Regions from separate parts of the Homo sapiens genome. Here region 1 is linked to region 2. A link is an interaction called in ENCODE POLR2A ChIA-PET data of the cell type or tissue named here. Cell type or tissue: K562. All regions are shown on one strand. Links, peaks and the distances in the headings refer to the core of each region. The heading gives the core; the rest is flanking DNA.

Evidence for each region. Peaks named below come from ENCODE experiments on the same cell type or tissue, not always from the same donor. Only the 100,000 strongest peaks of a DNase experiment are listed, where the experiment ranks them.
Region 1: POLR2A ChIA-PET joins it to region 2 with 8 read pairs; 2 of 35 experiments call an interaction of 5 or more read pairs at or near these places.

The regions. Positions count from the first base shown.
Region 1 is chr18:10,664,646-10,669,035 of GRCh38, reverse strand. It overlaps LOC101927410 (a long non-coding RNA gene), which reads right to left. Exons shown (of 3, transcript NR_110777.1): 3 at 2,149-4,390. Among named protein-coding and RNA genes, the nearest start is that of LINC01887, 40 kb to the right of the region's middle. In K562, for the core only: no CTCF peak of the experiment used is centred there; no DNase peak of the experiment used is centred there; H3K27me3 peaks cover 2,891 bases.
Region 2 is chr18:10,587,377-10,591,766 of GRCh38, reverse strand. No RefSeq gene overlaps it. Among named protein-coding and RNA genes, the nearest start is that of LINC01887, 37 kb to the left of the region's middle. In K562, for the core only: no CTCF peak of the experiment used is centred there; a DNase peak (open chromatin) is centred at 2,536; H3K4me3 peaks cover 450 bases.

The DNA.
Region 1 (4,390 bases), core at 163-4,162, 77 kb before region 2:
CTTCCAGAGTAAGCCTGTGAGGTCTTACTTCTCTTGCAAGGGAAGAGCAAAGTGAAAGGAGCTACAGGCCCCCCTGCAGCTGGTTTCAAGGCCAAAGTGAGACTCATCACCCACCCCTCCCGCACCCTTTCGAGATCCCTTCACCCTTGGCCAGCAGCCCTGGCGGGGTCAGCCAGACCCTGAAGCCGAGGGGCCCAAAGTCCTGGTTTCAAGCCCTCCTCGGGTCCTGGCTACAGCTTTGCCTCTTTGTCATTCAAACTGGGCACCAAGCACCAAAGAGGGATGATCCCCTGAGCACCAACATACTCTTCCCTGCCTGGCTGGGTGGCAACAGCCTCCTTGTTCTGCTGACCTGGGTTGATTAGCCCAGTCAGTAAGGTGACCGCTTGCCTTGCCATATCTGTGGCATTTGTTCCCTTACTGTACTTCTGAGTCATCCCTTCCCAAACCATGTTTTACTTTTTCGCTAATTTCTTCCCGAATGCTAACTCATTTCTGAGTTTTCTAATTCTGATTTTTATTGTTCTTTCATGTCTTCTATTATTTTCTGAATTTATGTGAGTTCATTTTGAAACACTGGATTATGGTTTCCACCCATTGGTGAGCATGTCTTTCTGGCAAACTTTGACAGTCTCAAAGGCCACCAGCCTGCCCCTTATTCTTTTTCACTGGCCACATTTGGTGTTGGATTGATGCACAGTCCTTCCCTGTCACTCCTTTGCAGGGGTTGTTTCCCTGACGTCAGGGTAGGAAGCTCTTCCAGCTTCGCAGCACTGGAGGCCCCTCCGCTGTGGTTTTCACTGGTTCCTAAGTGCGCCCTTCCTTCCTGAGACCTCCGCTCTGTCCCCCCGCCCACTCTGGGCCCTCTCTTCCCAGTAGCAACTGGTCTGCGCTGCATAGACTCTCCCCAACAGCTTCTTCTCAGGGCCGATGTGGCATGGGGCCTGGTCGTGGGAGGGAGCTACAACCTGTCACTTTGGAGAGTTTACAGGCCTAGCCCTGCGCAGCCCCTCACCCACCAATGAGTATGGGGAAAAGAAAACCCTCCAGGGTCCAGGGGCCATCGCTTGTTTGGGTGACCTGATCCCAGCTCTGCCTGGCAAGGCCGTCCTCGTTCCTCTCTTCTCCCACCTGTGAGGGGCTCCTCCTGCAGCTGTCATGTCATTCTTTGGAGTCCAGGTTTGTCCTGGCCTAGTTCTCATCTGCACTTCTTTTGTTTGTTTGTAGGGGAGGCAATAGGGCATGACTGAGGAAGTGCCAGGCTCTAGACTGCACTACCTTTATCTGCCCAGAATTCCCCTACACAGACTCTTAAGCGCAATATTGAATGAGGAAAGAATACATTACATTTCATGGAGAAAACAGTCTGAAACTACATTGCCCAAGTTAGATTTGGCATAAAAGCACTTGGTACAAACAGTGCACACAAATGATTGGTTCTCAGAGTCTACATTGTTTTGAATAAGGGGCATTTTTAAAAATTAAAATATTATTATTATTTTTGAGATGGAGTCTCGCTCTGCCACCCAGGCTAGAGTGCAGTGGTGCAATCTTGGCTCACTGCAAGCTCCGCCTCCCGGGTTCATGCCATTCTCCTGCCTCAGCCTCCCGAGTAGCTGGGACTACAGGTGCCCACCTGTAAGCTCCGCCTCCCAGGTTCACGCCATTCTCCTTCCTCAGCCTCCAGAGTAGCTGGGACTACGGGTGCCCACCACCACGCGTGGCTAATTTTTTTGTATTTTTAGTAGAGACGAGGTTTCACTGTGTTAGCCAGGATGGTCTTGATCTCCTGACCTCGTGATCCGCCCGCCTCGGCCTCCCGAAGTGCTGGGATTACAGGTGTGAGCCACCGTGCCCGGCCTAAAATATTAAAGTGTTATATTAAGACATAAGTATCTGTGGTTATATTCCCACATATTTTTATTGAACACATTTGCCTATTATTCAATCTATTTTATTAGGATTTTCAGAGTAGTATTTTTCCCTATTATTTGCTTTCTAGTTTATAAAGGTTTTTATCTTTATTTTTTTTTTTACTTCTTTGTGTTATTCTGTATTCTTCTTCTGACCTTTTGGGTTGGATACATAGCTTGGTACTGAGCTATCTAGTGTGTCCCAAATCAGAAATATAAATGCTGCAGACTTAGAGAACTCATCATTTGGAAGTTTATTTAAATATTCCCCATTACTTCAGCATTGCAAATTTGAGTATTACATTTCAGCTTTTAGGCTGCATGTGAGACCATGTCCAGATGTTCATCCAGACCCACAGCATGGCAGAGGCCTTGTTGTTCACTGGCAGTCTCCATCAGACCTTCCGTCCCAGGATGTTCTTTGGAGGATCTTCAAAGGCAACCTTCCTGTGGCTGCTTCTCCGTGTTTGCAGTTTGAAAATGGACTAGAACCACTAGCACAAGACAGCGGTTATCTTGCATGTCCATAGCAAAGATATTAGTATCTTAAATGTTTAAATTATTATCCTTTACAATGTTGCCTTTTCTAAGTTTGTATTATTTATACTTCTAACACCATTACAGTTTAAACCTGCAGTAAGACCTTTGGGAAGCCCTGTGTTTTCTTCCACGTAAGACTAAGTTCTGTACCTGAGACCTTCACAGCAGGGTTGCCACAGACGTCCAGAAGCACGGCAAGTGTAGGTATGAAAGCAAACCAGATGGTGAGAAAGGGGAGAGAAAGGCTTGCGGAGGGAATGTCCTGGAGGGAAGTTCGAAGAGACAGAGGAACTTCGGCAATTACGCTAGCATCGCAGACCTGACCCCCGCTGGAGTTTCTTTAAGGTATTCAGGGAAAGCCAGATAAAACTGTGCCTGCCTCTCCCACCCAGACCCTTACTCCATGTGCAGGGGCAGAGAAAGATTGCTGGAGATGGTTTCAGGAGCTGAGAGACTAATAATATCAATAATGTTCCAGTATTTGCTCTTACGACTATGTGTCAAACCCTGTGCTAAAAGCATGAGCAGTCAGAAACAGAAAGAGGGTTAGAGACTTGCCAAAGATGTGGTGGAGCCAGGACTTGCCTTGTTTCCCAGGAAGCCGGTCTGCACTGTGGGCCAGCCATCCTGCTGGCACTGCTTCTCCACCAGAGGCTCCTGTTGCTGCCTGGCGAGCACTGGCCGGAGAGCACCCCCACTTGTCAAATCGTGCCCCGCACCTGGGTTCCCACATACCTGTTTGGTATGGCCGGTGTGGGGGTTGGGTACTGGTGAGCAACTTTCCTCTATGCCACCTCTGTGCCTTCCACGTTATTTATTTCCCAGGCTAATGAATTACCAACAGGGAATTTTCAACCTGCATCCTTCAAGTAATGAGGGCAGTGGAAATGACTCTCCCCCAGCACCTCACCCAGCTCTGTCTCCAGCCCCTTTGCTCTGAGGTCAGAGAGTCAGATGGCTGCAAAAGCTGAGAGTATTCTGAGCTTACTCTCAGAATACTGAGAGTAAGAGGCGTGCCAGGTCTAAAGTGCCACCCAGGTCAAACTTGGGCGATTGGACGACCCTCCAAGGACTGCTAGAACCTCTGAGGTGTCATACTAAACCACAGAATCAGACTTTCATGCTTGGTGGCCTGGTCTTTCCATATTCCTTGATCATCTCACAAATTAGCTCACATGAATACAAAAATGCTTACCGATACGGATGATATAGAAAAATACGACTATTATTAAGGTCAATGCTTTAACAGATTAGGTTTTGATGTCTTTTCTATCTCAATCAAAATGAGACTTGGGGACATTTGACACTGACAGCTGGTGAAATCTTACCCTGCCCTTCACCAGATGCTCCATGCCATTTGCACTAACAGTACCCACATGTGCTTCAAAGCTGCTACTGTCGAAGGGAAGACAGCCCTCCAGCTCCACCCTGTCCTGGGGAGCTCGTGCAATCCACTCACCCTCCTTGGTTCGGCCACTTGGTTCTCAACCCCACATAGGAGGAGCACTTTCCTAAGCCACTGAGATTGTCAGACTTCCCTGGGGAAGTCTACTCCTTGGATCAGCCAGAAGGCATAGAGAAAAGGGGAGAAATTACCTTCCAAAGTGAAGGTTGTCTCTCTGTTCCCAACCTTGATGAAATCGCCAGAAAAGAACGTTTGACAGAGAGGCTAAGGCACTTTCTGCTGTGTGCCCCCTGGTCCCAGAGAAACAACATGCATTGTAGTTTTCATGGGGGCAGGACCCTTGCTAAGTGCTGTACGTACATGATCTCATCCATGCTCACCGCAAACCCAGGGGGCGGGTATTACTTTTCTCATCTTCCATATGTAGAGATGGACACACAGGGTAAGTGCTGCTCAGTGGGGCGTGGCCAGTGCTCAGAACCACCTGTGCTTCCCGGTAGCAGGAAACCACCATGCTATGTGAGCGAGTCCC
Region 2 (4,390 bases), core at 256-4,255:
CACGCCACTGCACTCCAGCCTGGACCACAGAACAAGACGTTTTTTTGTTTGTTTGTTTTTTGCTTTTTGTTTTGTTTTGTTTTGTTTTTGAGATGAACTCTTGCTCTGTTACCCAGGCTGGAGTGCAGTGGCACTATCTGGGCTCACTGCAACCTTCACCTCCTGGGTTCAAGCGATTCTCCTGCCTCAGCCTCCAGGGTGGCTGGGACTACAGGTATGTGTCACTACACTTGGCTAATTTTTTTTTTTTTTTTTTTTTTAGTAGAGACAGTGTTTTGCCATGTTGGGTTTTGAACTCCTGACCTTAGGTGACCCATCTACCTCAGCCTCCCAAAGTGCTAGGATTACAGGCGTGAGCCACCACCTCCAGCCTTATTTTTATTTATTTTTGTGATAGAGTCTCACTTTGTTGCCTAGGCTGGACTGTAGTGGCACAATCTTGGCTCACTGCAACCTCCTCCTCCCAGGCTCAAGCAATTTTCATGCCTCAGCCTCCCTAGTGGCTGGGATTACAGGTGCGTGCCACCACGCCCAGCTAATTTTTGTATTTTTTGTATGATGGGGTCTTGCCATGTTGCCCAAGCTGGTCTCAAACGCCTGAGCTCAAGCAATCTGCCTGCCTGGGCCTCCCAAAGTGTTGGATCACAGGCGTGAGCCACTTAGCCTAGTCTGATTCTATTTTTTAAAAAAGAAAAAATCTCTCAGTTTTGTCTATGAGGCTCTCAAACACCATTTTATATTGGAGTTTCCAAGGCTTCCGTAGTGTAAGCCAGGATTTTTAAAACACAATGTGGCAAGGATACCACAATGTTACCACAACGCAACAATGTGTATCACAACAATGTATATACCACTATGTATACCACAATGTTATCCACTATAGCTGCTCCCACAGAAAAGTAGTTTACAAGACAGTGAAGTACAATATGAAACTGAAGATGTTAGAGAGGAAAACAGTGATTTGAAGAGTACTCTATAGAATTGAAACCAGCTAGCCCGGCACATTGGGGAACACCTCTGGTCCCAGTTACTTAGGAGGCTGAGATGGGAGGATCACTTAAACCCGGGACTTTGAGGCCACCCCAGGCAACACAAGAAGCAAAACCAAAAAACCCAAGTAGGCCGGGTGTGGTGGCTCAAGCCTGTAATCCTAGCACTTTATGAGGCTGAGACAGATGACTTGAGGTCAGGAGTTTGTGAACAGCCTTGCCAACATGGGGAAACCCCGTCTCTTAAAAAAAAAAAAAAAAAGCCAGGTATGGTGACACACGCTTGTAATCCTAGCTACCCCGGAGGCTGAGGCATGAGAATCCCTTGAACCCGGGAGGCGAAGGTTGCAGTGAGCAGAGATCATGCCACTGCACTCCAGCCTGGGCGACAGAACCAGATTCAGTCTCAAAAAAAAAAAAAGGTTAATGGCATTAAAAGTCAACTAATAAAATTAGTTAAAACTATGGACTTTAATGTTGTTTTAGCAATTTTTTTTTTGAGACGGAATTTTGCTCTTGTTGCCCAGGCTGGAGTGCAATGGCTCAGTATCAGCTCACTGCAACCACCGCCTCCCGAGTTCAAGTGATTCTCCTGCCTCAGGCTCCTGAGTAGCTAGGATTACAGGCGCCCGTCACTACGCCTGGCTAAATTTTGTATTCTTAGTAGAGACAGGGTTTCACCGTGTTGGCCAGGCTGGCCTCAAACTCCTGACCTCCAGTGATCTGCCCACCTCGGCCTCCCAAAGTGCTAGGATTACAGGTCTGAGCCATCACGCCCGGACAGTTTTAGCAAATTTGACAAAATGTGGGTAATTTATTCATATAATATAAAGTACCTTTTGGCCAGGCGTGATGGCTCACCCCTGTAATCCCAGCACTTTGGGAGGCCGAGGCGGGCGGATCATGAGGTCAGGAGATCCAGACTATCCTGGCTAACACAGTGAAACCCTGTCTCTACTAAAAATAGAAAAAATTAGCCTGGCCTGATGGCGGGCTCCTGTAGTCCCAGCTACTTGGGAGGCTGAGGCAGGAGAATGGCGTGAACCTGGGAGACAGAGGTTGTAGTGAGCCGAGATTGCGCCACTGCACTCCAGCCTGGGCGACAGAGTGAGACTCCATAAAAACAAAAACAACAACAACAACAAAAAAAACAAAAAAAACCACCTAATATTCATTAATTGAAAATTAGAAATTACATTAAAATATTCGGTTCTGTTTTTTTAACTATTCTACTTTTATATATTTTGGGAGATTATTTTCTTTAAAAATTCTGTTTTATATGTTTGATTTACTAATTGTTTTATCTGTTTACTGAAATTAATATATGCGAGTAGGAAAATTACCTTTCTCTTCCTTCAGCCTCCGCTGGCTCTGCAGCCCTGAGTCTCCGCGGAAGCCTCCCGCGGCGGGCGGCGGCGGTGCCTTCTACCCAGTGCCACCGCCTTCTACCCGGTGCCACCACCACCGCTGCCTCCTCCGCTGCCCCAGTGCTGGCCGTTCCTGGGGACGGACGCCGGCGAGCGGCCGTGGCCACGCCTCCTGGCCCGGGGCCATCGCCTCCCGGCCCGGGGCCACCTGGAGCCCACGCTGGCTTGAGGAGCCACCGCCGCTGCCAAGTAATAGCGAGCCAATGAAATAAATCACCCACAAAGTATCAAGGACGTGGCTGGCAGCAGAATTCAGTGAAAGCAGAAGCTGGGGCTCACACTCCCGGAGCACACGAGAAACACAAGCCTCTCTCCTGTCACACACGAAGCCATGTTCAGAAGCAAACAACAGCCTGGAAGGTGATGCGACCCCCTTGTAAGCCTTGAGTAATAGTCAAAGGTGAATCATCAGAAAGAACCACACATAGGGCCCAAGTAGAAAGATTTTTTAAGTGGGAAATCAACATAAGCAAAAAGCAGAGGACAAATGTGTGTCATAAGAGATACTACACAAGAAAGAGGGAGAATTTAGATAAGTACTTATCCATAGTCAAAGAAATTACACACAGAGATGCACGCGCGTGCACACACACACACACGAAAACAATATTAGAGTTCAAAGCAATTTTCTAAAGAAAAAATAAAAAAAATTTAAATGCGAAAGAGATGAAAGTGGCATTGCAAGTAACAAACATGCAAAGAGTAACCACGAATTAAAACACAGAGGCAAAGTAGGCAGGACAGAGCATCACAGGACAGTTCTTAAAACGATCGGCCGGGCACGGTGGCTCACGCCTGTAATCCCAGCACTTTGGGAGGCCGAGGCGGGTGGATCATGAGGTCAGGAGATCGAGACCATCCTGGCTAACAAGGTGAAACCCCGTCTCTACTAAAAATACAAAAAATTAGCTGGGCACGGTGGTGGGTGCCTGTAGTCCCAGCTACTCGGGAGGCTGAGGCAGGAGAATGGCGTGAACCCGGGAAGCGGAGCTTGCAGTGAGCCAAGATTGCGCCACTGCAGTCCGCAGTCTGGCCTGGGCGACAGAGCGAGACTCCGTCTCAAAAAAAAAAACAAAAACAAAAAAAAAAACGATCAGATAGAAGATGTCATGGATGACCCAAACGCAAATGCACCATGGTCACAATTTCTTCCCAAAGAAGAAAGTGAAGCAAATGAAACAGAAAAGACTCAAAATTATCAAAGAGCCAAAGGACAAGCACGGTGGGTGGGTATGCACACTCCTACCACTGCCCCCGAACAAAACTGTGGAAAGGAGAGGAAAAGAGTAGAGCAGGTGAAATCCTCAAACTAAGGAGTACAAAGAAAGGAATGGTAACACGTCTAGCAGGTCAGAAAGCAGAGAGCGGAGAAGGACCGAGATAGCGGAATCTAAGTGCCTATGGAAGGGGATACCAACAGGAAGGGGCCACTCCACCCCCACAGAGCCCCAGAAAGTCTGGAAACTCGATGTGCCAGGAGTCATAGAAATGAGGTAAGAGTGGACAACAGGGAAATGGGTCCAAATTCTGGTTGCAGAGCAGTTAGCGCCCCATAGCCCGCGGCCCATTATGCTCAGTTGAGTGAAAACCTCTTGTTCAGGATTCTGGGAGCAGGAGAACAGGACTGCCTGGGAGGACTGAATGAGGTCTGCTTCCTGCCTGCAGGACTTTCCACCCTGCTACCTGCTCATGGGAGATGGGCCACCATAGGACATGGGGGGAGGGTCTTCTCCAGAAAGACCACTGGCCCAGAGAAATGACCTTCAGATACCAAACATCTGGAGTTTCCGAAAAGAAGCTTCTGGATACCTATTCAAATCACCCTATGCAAAGCCCATTTATCCACAAGCCTTGCCCATCAACAGCTCTTCCCATTAGCCTTTTGGTATGCCCCTCTAGAGTTAAGGGAGTCACAAAGAACCACCAGACATTTAAGGTCGTTCAGCATGAAAGACAGAAGCCAAAACATACACG